Regions from separate parts of the Homo sapiens genome. Here regions 1 and 2 are each linked to region 3. The links are chromatin contacts, found by Hi-C or POLR2A ChIA-PET in ENCODE. All regions are on one chromosome and are shown on one strand. Each heading gives the region's core, a stretch centred on a gene start or an enhancer-like site at or near the end of the contact. The rest is flanking DNA. Distances are from core to core; before and after follow the strand shown.

Evidence for each region. Hi-C counts contacts between places; a loop is a spot of excess contacts on that map. ChIA-PET counts read pairs that join two places held with the same protein, here RNA polymerase II (POLR2A). Pooled maps may share reads with other maps.
Region 1: a loop to region 3 is called in a pooled map, with 5 times the contacts of the local background. The contact joins the enhancer-like site here to the promoter of ANKRD11 in region 3. A Hi-C loop is called at or near these places in 1 of 168 maps with a recorded cell type or tissue (heart right ventricle) and 3 of 50 pooled maps. POLR2A ChIA-PET finds 5 or more read pairs at or near these places in 2 of 52 experiments (B cell and OCI-LY7).
Region 2: a loop to region 3 is called in a pooled map, with 8 times the contacts of the local background. The contact joins the enhancer-like site here to the promoter of ANKRD11 in region 3. A Hi-C loop is called at or near these places in 5 of 50 pooled maps. POLR2A ChIA-PET finds 5 or more read pairs at or near these places in 2 of 52 experiments (Caco-2 and activated T-cell).

Annotation. Positions count from the first base shown.
Region 1 is chr16:89,763,758-89,766,745 of GRCh38, reverse strand. It overlaps FANCA (FA complementation group A), which reads left to right. Exons shown (of 43, transcript NM_000135.4): 28 at 1,680-1,856. Among named protein-coding and RNA genes, the nearest start is that of ZNF276, 44 kb to the right of the region's middle. RefSeq lists enhancers at 1,437-1,506, 1,667-1,776. Within about 2 kb of position 1,690, at least 14 of the 41 ENCODE cell types and tissues checked have a DNase peak (open chromatin) inside an H3K27ac peak, as active enhancers do; they include B cell and OCI-LY7, where a contact is called at or near this core.
Region 2 is chr16:89,024,749-89,027,565 of GRCh38, reverse strand. No RefSeq gene overlaps it. Among named protein-coding and RNA genes, the nearest start is that of CBFA2T3, 49 kb to the right of the region's middle. RefSeq lists a silencer at 1,222-1,301. Within about 2 kb of position 1,350, at least 2 of the 41 ENCODE cell types and tissues checked have a DNase peak (open chromatin) inside an H3K27ac peak, as active enhancers do.
Region 3 is chr16:89,489,113-89,491,962 of GRCh38, reverse strand. It overlaps ANKRD11 (ankyrin repeat domain containing 11), which reads left to right and starts at 1,402. Exons shown (of 13, transcript NM_013275.6): 1 at 1,402-1,718. It overlaps LOC101930112 (a long non-coding RNA gene), which reads right to left and starts at 993. Exons shown (of 2, transcript XR_933895.4): 1 at 577-993. RefSeq lists silencers at 683-732, 853-942, 1,143-1,622, 2,197-2,246, 2,327-2,436 and 1 more and enhancers at 1,828-2,342, 2,343-2,850.

The DNA of each region.
Region 1 (2,988 bases), core at 441-2,940, 270 kb before region 3:
TGTTCAGACAAAGGAATTTTTTTTTTTTTTTGAGATGGAGTCTTGCTCTGTCGCCCAGGCTGGAGTGCAGTGGTGCGATCTCGGCCCACTGCAACCTCCACCTCCCGGGTTCAGGCAGTTCTCCTGCCTTAGCTTCCCAAGTTGCTGGGATTACAGGCACGTGCCACCATACCCGGCTAATTGTTTTGTATGTTTTTTAGTAGAGATAGGGTTTCACCATGTTGGCCAGGCTGTTTTCGAACTCCTGACCTCAAGTGATCCACCCGCCTTGGCCTCCCAAAGTGCTGGGATTACAGGCGTGAGCCGCTGGTGCCCGGCCCAGACAAAGGAATTTAAAGATGAGCATTGGAAACCCTGAATGTCAAAAGTAAAGGTGAAATGGCACTGCAAACCAGTGTTGTCCTTTTATAGGATTTTAATGAACGTCTCGTGTATAAAATAGTGGTTTTCAGGCTGGGCGTGGTGGCTCATGCCTGTAATCCCAACACTTTGGGAGGCCGAGGCGGGCAGATCATGAGGTCAAGAGATCGAGACCAGCCTGGCCAACATGGTGAAACCTGGTCTCTACTAAAAATACAAAAATTAGCCAGGCGTGGTGGCGCACGCCTGTAATCCCAGCTACTTGGGAGGCTGAGGCAGGAGAATCGCTTGAACCAGGGAGGCAAAGGTTGCAGTGAGCCGAGACTGCACCACTGCACTCCAGCCTGGGCAACAGAGCGAGACTCCACCTCAAAAAAAAAAAAAAATAAATAAATAATGGTTTTCAACTTCAGGCTTCACATTAGAATCAACTGAGAAGCTTTTGAAACTATAGATTCCTGGCCCCTTTCCAGATAAATTAAGTCAGAATCTGGGAGCAGCCCCTGAGGATCCAGGGTGCACGTATTTCCAGTTATTTCCTCTGAGGAACTTTGTCCCTGGTGCCAAGTTTTTAAAGAAAACATGGAGTTTGAGCTTAGGAGAGGGCAGCGTGGTTCCCACCCAGCATGCTGAGCAGGGACGACAGTCCTTGGAGCAGGCTGGTTATAAACATGGGAGGCTCTCATCTCCTCGGGGGCAGAGATGGACACGGTCACGCAGCACCAATAGTGTGTCTGGCTTGTCCAGTTGGTGTGCATTTTTGGTGGGAACGCCATTCCTGGCAGAGGCCTAGAGATGGGCTGTTTCACTGCCCGGGACCAAACCAGCCCTACCCCTGGGAGGCAGTTTTGTTCCTGCAATTCTGCTTCCAGACATTTAGCTCAAGGAAGCAGTCAGATGGCAGGAAGGTCTGCACATAGGCTCTTCCCTGGAGCACTGTGCACAGCCATGATCGCTGAGGGGCTCTGCACCCTTCCAGGGGCTGGACTGAGGTCCCCTGAACGTGGGGTTGTGTGTTGTGCCCTCCCAGGGGCTGGACTGAGGTCCCCTGAACGTGGGGTTGTGTGTTGTGCCCTCCCAAGGGCTGGACTGAGGTCCCCTAAACGTGGGGTTGTGTGTTGTGCCCTCCCAGGGGCTGGACTGAGGTCCCCTGAACGTGGGGTCGTGTATTGCGCCCTCCCAGGGGCTGGACTGAGGTCCTCTGAATGTGGGGTTGTGTGTGTGGGCTGTTGATGGTCTGTTTCCACCTGAGCATTTGCTCAGCCACTCACAGTGAAACTTGCGCAATGAAGAAACGGCCGGGTCACTCTCTGTTTCAGTTTCAGTTCCTCATGTTCAGATTGTTCTCAGAGGCCCGACAGCCTCTTTCTGAGGAGGACGTAGCCAGCCTTTCCTGGAGACCCTTGCACCTTCCTTCTGCAGACTGGCAGAGAGCTGCCCTCTCTCTCTGGACACACAGAACCTTCCGAGAGGTGTTGAAAGAGGAAGATGTTCACGTAGGTGACCGTTCCTTCTCCTGCATCATGCCACGTCCTGAGTCTAGGGTTTGTGTGTGCTCCTCGGGCAAGAACAGCAGCACGTAGGTGACCGTTCCTTCCCCTGCATCATGCCACGTCCCGAGTCTAGGGTGTGTGTGTGCCGACTGTCTCCTCGTCTCGAGTCTAGGGTGCGTGTGCCGACTGTCTCCTCAGAGGCAAGAACAGCAGCACTTAGATGGTTTGATTGGAATCTTGACTAAAATCGTTGTGGCCTCATGTGCAGCTCTTAAGAAATTATACAGATACTGGGCACGGTGCTCACACCTGTGATCCCAGCACTGTGGGAGGCCAAGGCGGGTTGATCACCTGAACTCAGGAGTTCAAGACCAGCCCGGGCAACATAGTGAAACCCCATCTCTACAAAGAATGCAAAAATTAGCTGGGCACAGTTGTGTGCACCTTTGGTTCCAGCTACTTGGGAGGCTGAGGCAAGAGAAATCACTTGAGCCCAGGAGGTGGAGGTTGCAGTGAGCCAAGATCACGCCACTCTATTCCAGCCAGGATGACACAGCAAGACCCTGTCTCAAAAAAATATATTAATAAATACAGAGAAACCCTGCTATACTTTCTCAGTTTCTCCCAACACGAACTTCTTTTTTTATTTTTACTGATATATTTTTTGAGACAACGTCTCGCTGTGCTCAGTGGTGCAGTCTTGGCTCACTGCAGCCTCTGCCTCCTGGGTTCAAGCAATTCTCATGCCTCAGCCTCTCCAGTAGCTGGGACTACAGGCGCCTGCCACCACGCCCGACTAATTTTGGTATCTTTAGTACAGACGGGGTTTCACCATGTTGTCCAGGCTGGTCTTAAACTCCTGGCCTCAAATTACCCACACGCCTTGGCCTCCCAAAATGCTGGAATTACAGGCGTGAGCCATTGCGCCCGAGAACTTGTTTTTTGTTGTTGTTGTTGTTTTGTTTTTTTTTTCTGGTGGAGTCTTACTCTGGGGCACAGTGGCGCAATCTTGGCTCACTGCAGCCTCTGCCTCTCTGGTTCAAGTGATTCTCCTGCCTCAGCCTCCCAAGTAGCTGGGACTACAGGCGCGCACCACCACGCCTGGCTAAGTTTTGTATTTTTAGTAGAGATGGGG
Region 2 (2,817 bases), core at 101-2,600, 460 kb after region 3:
AAAAGACAAAAACAACATATCAACCAACATGACTTAGTTGACATTGATAGGACACTCCCACCCACCCAGAACAGAACACAAACTTTTTTTTCAAATGCACATAGATCATTCACCATAAAACATGTCAACAAATGAAAAGATTGAAATCATATAAGATATGTTCTCTCACTATAAAGTTAGAAATTAATTACATTAAGATATCTGTAAAATGTCCTTAAATATTTGGAAATTAAACAATAAACTTCTAAATAACATATGGGTAAAACAAGAAATCACAAAGGAAATTAGAAAATATTTTGGACTAATAAAAATGAAAACATGACATATCAAAATTTGGTGCTCTAACCAAAGCAGTGCTTAAAGTTGAATTTATAGCTTTAAATGCTTGTGTTAGCAGACTAAAGGTTGAAAACAAATGATCTAAACTTCCACTTTGAAAATCTAGAAAAAGAACAAATTAAGCTCAAAAAGGATGTATTAAACAGCAAAAATCAACGAAATAGAAAATGAACAAACCATAGAGAAAAGTCAAGAAATTCACAAGTTAGGTCATTGAAAATATTGATAAAATTGATAAACTCCTAGATTACTAGAGAGACAGAATATAAATGACCAGTAACAGGAATGAAAGATAACACATTGCCACAGACCCTGTAGGTATTAAAAGGAGAATTAGGGAATATTCTGAACAACTTTATGCCAATAAACTTGACAGTAGAGGGAATGGACAAATTTCTAGGGCGTTCAATACTCCTCTCTCAGCAACAGAATGTGTAGACAGAAAATCAGCAAGGATGCAAAAGACAAACACAACATATCAACCAACATGACCTAGTTGGCATTAATAGGATGCTCCCACCCACCCAGAACACATACTTTTTTTTTCAAATGTACTTAGATCATTCACTATAAAACATGTCAATAAATTCAAAAGATTTAAATCATTTAAGGTTTAAATCTTCTGAGATTTAAAAGACACAAATTACCAGAACTGACACAAGAAGAAATAGAAACTCTGAAAGGACATCTGATTTTTAAAAAAAATGGCAATCATAATTGAAAACCTCCCCCACTGAAAGAATAGGTTGTTTGGTTCTGGGAAGGATGAGTCATCAGCTTTTACTGAAGAACAGTCTGGAAAGATTGAATGCAATTGGGGCAATGGTGAGAACAGTCACTGTCATGAACCATTTCTACAGCATCTACCACAGCCACGACACCTGGTGATTTACTGACCATTTCTTACAACCCTGAGTCATAGACGAGGTAAGTGGCTGAGTGTTTCAGTGCCTTGCCAAAGTCACACAGGAAGTGGCAGAACTGTCTTCACACCTCACGTCAGGGAAGGTACTCAGAGCCTGGCTCCCTCATCTCCTTTTCTCTCTCACGCATGAGTGTTTGGTGCAAAAGACAAAGGCTCGTATGAGAAGAGAGGAAACTGTGGAACCCACTGAAATCTTTCAACACTGCCCTTGGTGGGATTCCCTCCTGTTGTCTAGACTCTTCTGCAACATGAGCTCCTCGAGATAAGGAACTGCATTTTAAATAATACTAAAATAAATACAAAACCAAAAATAGGCATATACATGGATATGATAACCATAGACTTTGTTCTCCAAACCAAAAACCCTTTGCTGGCTGAGAGAGTGCGGTGTTGGTAGTAACCTCAGGCAGGGACCTGAGAACCAAGGATAAGCAGCCCACCTAGGGCAGCGGTGGATGGCAACCCCACCCTCCAGGAGCTTAACGTAATACCCCTCTTATTCACAGCCCCCCAGAGTTGCCTGACTGCACTTCACAAGCATCCATTCCCTTGGGCCTCTCATCCTCCCAGGGAAGCAGGTGGGCACTATTGTGATTATTATTTTATTTATTTATTGGTCACAGTGCAGTGGTCCGATCTTGGCTCACTGCAACCTCTGCCTCCCAGGTTCAAGCAATTCTCCAGCCTCAGCCTCCCGAGTAGATGGGACTACAGGCATGCACCACCACACCCAGCTAATTTTTATATTTTTAGTAGAGAAGGGGTTTCACCATGTTGGCCAGGCTGGTCTGGAACTCCTGACCGCAGGTGATCTGCCTGCCTCAGCCTCCCAAAGTGCTGGGATGACAGACGTGAGCCACCGCGCCCAGCCTGGACATTATTATTATTCCCATTTCACCAGAGACGAAAACAAGACCAAACAGGTTGTTGATTTTCTTGAGATCAGAGAGCAGGGACCCATTCCAGGTTCCTCATGGCACAGTGCACTCTTTCTGTGAAAGCTTTTACCTCTCCTGTGATTTTCGGAAAAATTGGAAAAGCCAAACACAAAATGAAAGCTCACAACACCTTTTTGTTTCCCTTTTTGCTTCAGGTGCCAGGAAGTCCAGAACAAAACCTTAGGATGGTTTGGAGCACGATGATCCCTGCAACCTCTGTGATAACCTGCTAGTTCCATTCCCACTGTTCTGGTTTTTGTGTGTGTGTGTGTGCCTCTGCGATAACCTGCTAGCTCCATTTCCACTGTTCTGTTTTTCTCGTGCCTCTGCGATCACCTGCTAGTTCTATTTACACTATTCTGTTTTTCTTGTGCCTCTGCGATAAACTGCTAGTTCTGTTTCCAATGTTCTGTTTTTTTCTTGCATTTCCCAAACCCCTTTTGGAAGCAGATGGGTACAAGCTATAAATAACTTATTTAAAGGAATCAATCTGTGTGCACAGGTGGGCCTCGGCATCTGCTAACCTGTCCGACGCTCAGTCTGCTAGAAGTGCTGCCTGGGGGTCCCCAGCCACCGCCCCGTCTCTTGTCATCTCTAGGCGCCTGCTTCTGAGGG
Region 3 (2,850 bases), core at 153-2,652:
AGCCTGGGAAACACACAGAGAGCCTATCTCTACGAAAATTTAAAAAATTAGCCGGGTGTGGTGATGCCTGACTGTGGTCCCACCTACTTAGTAGGCTAAGGTGGGAGGATCCTCTGAGCCCGGGAAGCTGAGGCTGCAGTTAGCACTGCACTCCAGCATGGGCGACAGAGTGAGACCCTGACTCAAAAAAAAAAAAAAAAAAGAATAGGTGCTACTTGTAGTTCCCATTTTACCCACCAAGAAACTGAAGATCTGAGAGACAAAGCCTACAGGGTGACCGCTAGTCACTGGTAGGGCTGGGATTTGAACAGGGGCGGTTTAACAACTGATCTCTCGACCATAATGCGTGTTGCCCAAGAAAAAAGACCGTCCTCACGGTCCTATCCACTCCGGACTTTGCAATTCCGTTATTTCGTAAATTGAGGCCTATAAATAGTTTGCTTACCCGTTGTCTTAGTCCCCAGTAACATGCAGAACTAAAGAAGAAACTGAAGGAGCACCGATTTTGTTCACCTTGCTTTTTGGTTTAGTTCTGGAGGAGAACACAGGTGCACTTAGAACAGGATCCACACTTACCAGAGGCTTGATTCATTTTAGCTGCAAAGAAAACCAGTCCTCGTCTACCTTTTTCGCGTGTTGGAGAACTAACTAGCAAGGCAGGGAATGCGGTTCGTGGGCGCTTGGCCTCCTCAAGCGGCTCAGGCTCTCAGAGCGCGAGGCCCAGGGGCTCTGGAGCCGCGGCCGCGACGCGCCCGAGGGCCGTTCTCTTCGACGGCAGAGCAAGAGTCACCGCGCGGGAGCCCCGAGCGACCGCCCCGCTGCCCCGGTACCCTCCCCTCGCAGCCGCCCAGAGCTCTTCATGCCCCGTGACGCCCGTTAGGGCAGCGCGGCCGGAGGCCGGGCCGGACGTGGCCCGAGATGTCCGGGGGCAGGCAGAAGACCACGGGCACGCGACAGGCAACCGCCGCCTCGGCTCTAGAGGTGGACGTTTTGTCTCCCTGCGCTTCAATACCAGATTTTGTTTCCAGACGACATCCCTGTTGCTTCCGGCACTTGGAAAGACCAATCGTCAGGCCCGAGAATGCAAGACCCACCCTCCTTTGCGACGGAGGCAGCCAATCCAGTTGCTCGCTACTTCCAGTGTCGCATGCGCCCTTACGCAGGACCCTGCCCAATCGTTACCGGGACGTCCTCCTAGTCCCGCCTCCGGACCGCCAGAGAGGCTGTCAATCCCGCCTCTCTCCTTCACTCCATTAGCGCACTAACTCACGGCGCTGTGACGTGCACAGCCCCTGCGGCCGGCCGGGGCGGGCCAATGGCGGTGGCGGATACGGCGGGCCAATGGGCGGGAGCGTCTCATGCGGCCGGCTCCCGCCGCAGCCGCCGCTGGGTCCTGGAGCCAGAGGCCGCCCTGAGACGGTGCGCGATGGACCGAGGGCCCCAGCCGGGGAGGCGCCGCCGCCGAGCCCGCGGCCAGACGCCCCATCAGTAGCGTCCGCACCGGGAGCCGCGGCTCTCGCCCGAGCCGTGGGCGCGCCCGAGGGGCGGGCTCGCCTCCCGCCGTCCCTCGCAGCTCTGCCGGGCCCGAGCCCGCGCCGCCGCCGCCGCCGCCTTGCCGCTCGGGCCGCGCGGCCCGGGAAACGCGGCCGCGGGCTGCATGGGCAGCGCCCGCGCCCCGCCGCTGAGCCGTCGCGGAGCCGCGCAGCCCTCGGAGCACGGTGAGAGGCGCCGCTGGTCTGGGGGCGGTGGTCGGGGCGGGCACGGGGCATTCGCGCGGCCTTGCGGCCTGCAGGCCTTCCCCGGCGACGGAGCTGCGCCGCGGGCCTCCGGGCGGGCCTGGGGGGTCGGGGCCGGGTGGGCGGGGGTCTTTGGGGGCCCGGGGCGATCGTGAGGGACCAATAATGGGTCCCGGAGCGGGCCTACGGGTCCGGGTTCGGGGCAGCCGGGGGTCTTTGGGGGCCCGGGGTGGCCGTGAGGGGCCCATAGGGGGCTCCGGGGGGGGCCTGGGAGGTCGGCGGAGCTTGGGTCGGCCGTAAGGGGCGGACGGGGGCTCCGGGCGGGCCTGGGTGGCCGGGGGCCCGCGGCGGCTCTGAGGGGCCGATTGGGGGCTCCGGGGCGGGCCTGGGGGCCGTGGGGGCCCGGGGCGGCCGTGAGAGGCGGACAGGGGGCTCCGGGGCGGGCCTCGGGGGCTCGGAGCGGCCGTGAGGGGCGGACGGGGGGCTTCGGGGCGGGCCTGCAGGTCTTGGGGACCTGAGGCTGCCGGGAGGGGCTGCCAGGGGGCGCTGGCCGGGCGCCGGGTTCTGCGGAGCTGGGGCGCCGACCTCTGACCCGCGAGAGGGGCGCCTTCGCCGTGCTGGTCGTAGTTGTTATTCTCAGCGTCCCTATTATTATCGCTGTTTTGAAATGAGAGCAGGCGGCTCTCGGGCTCCGAGCCGGAGGGGGAGGGCGAACTGGGGACCTGGGGGCGTCGGGGTTGCAGGAGGCGCGCGTAGGCCGAGGAGGGGCAGGAATGCGGGCAGCCGTGTGGGGGGTGTTAGGGGGAGGGTAGGCGGGCGGGTGTGGGGGGTGGCTGGGAGGAAAGCGGTGGCGGTGGCGGCTGCAACAGCAGCCCTTGGCCTCAAGGAACAATGTGAGACGTTGCCTGAAATGTTAATTTCCGTTCCTCATTTCATCATCCCCTGGCAGGGCGGTAGCTGTGTGTGTGGTGTATGTGTGTGCGCGCGCGCGCGCGCGCGCGTGTGTGTGTGTGTGTAGGGTTGGCCCTGCCACATTGATTCAGTCCCCTCTCAAAGAGGGATTGTACTGTTAACTCTTGTGTTTGTGTTATTTGGGAAGGTTGGTCGGGGGGAG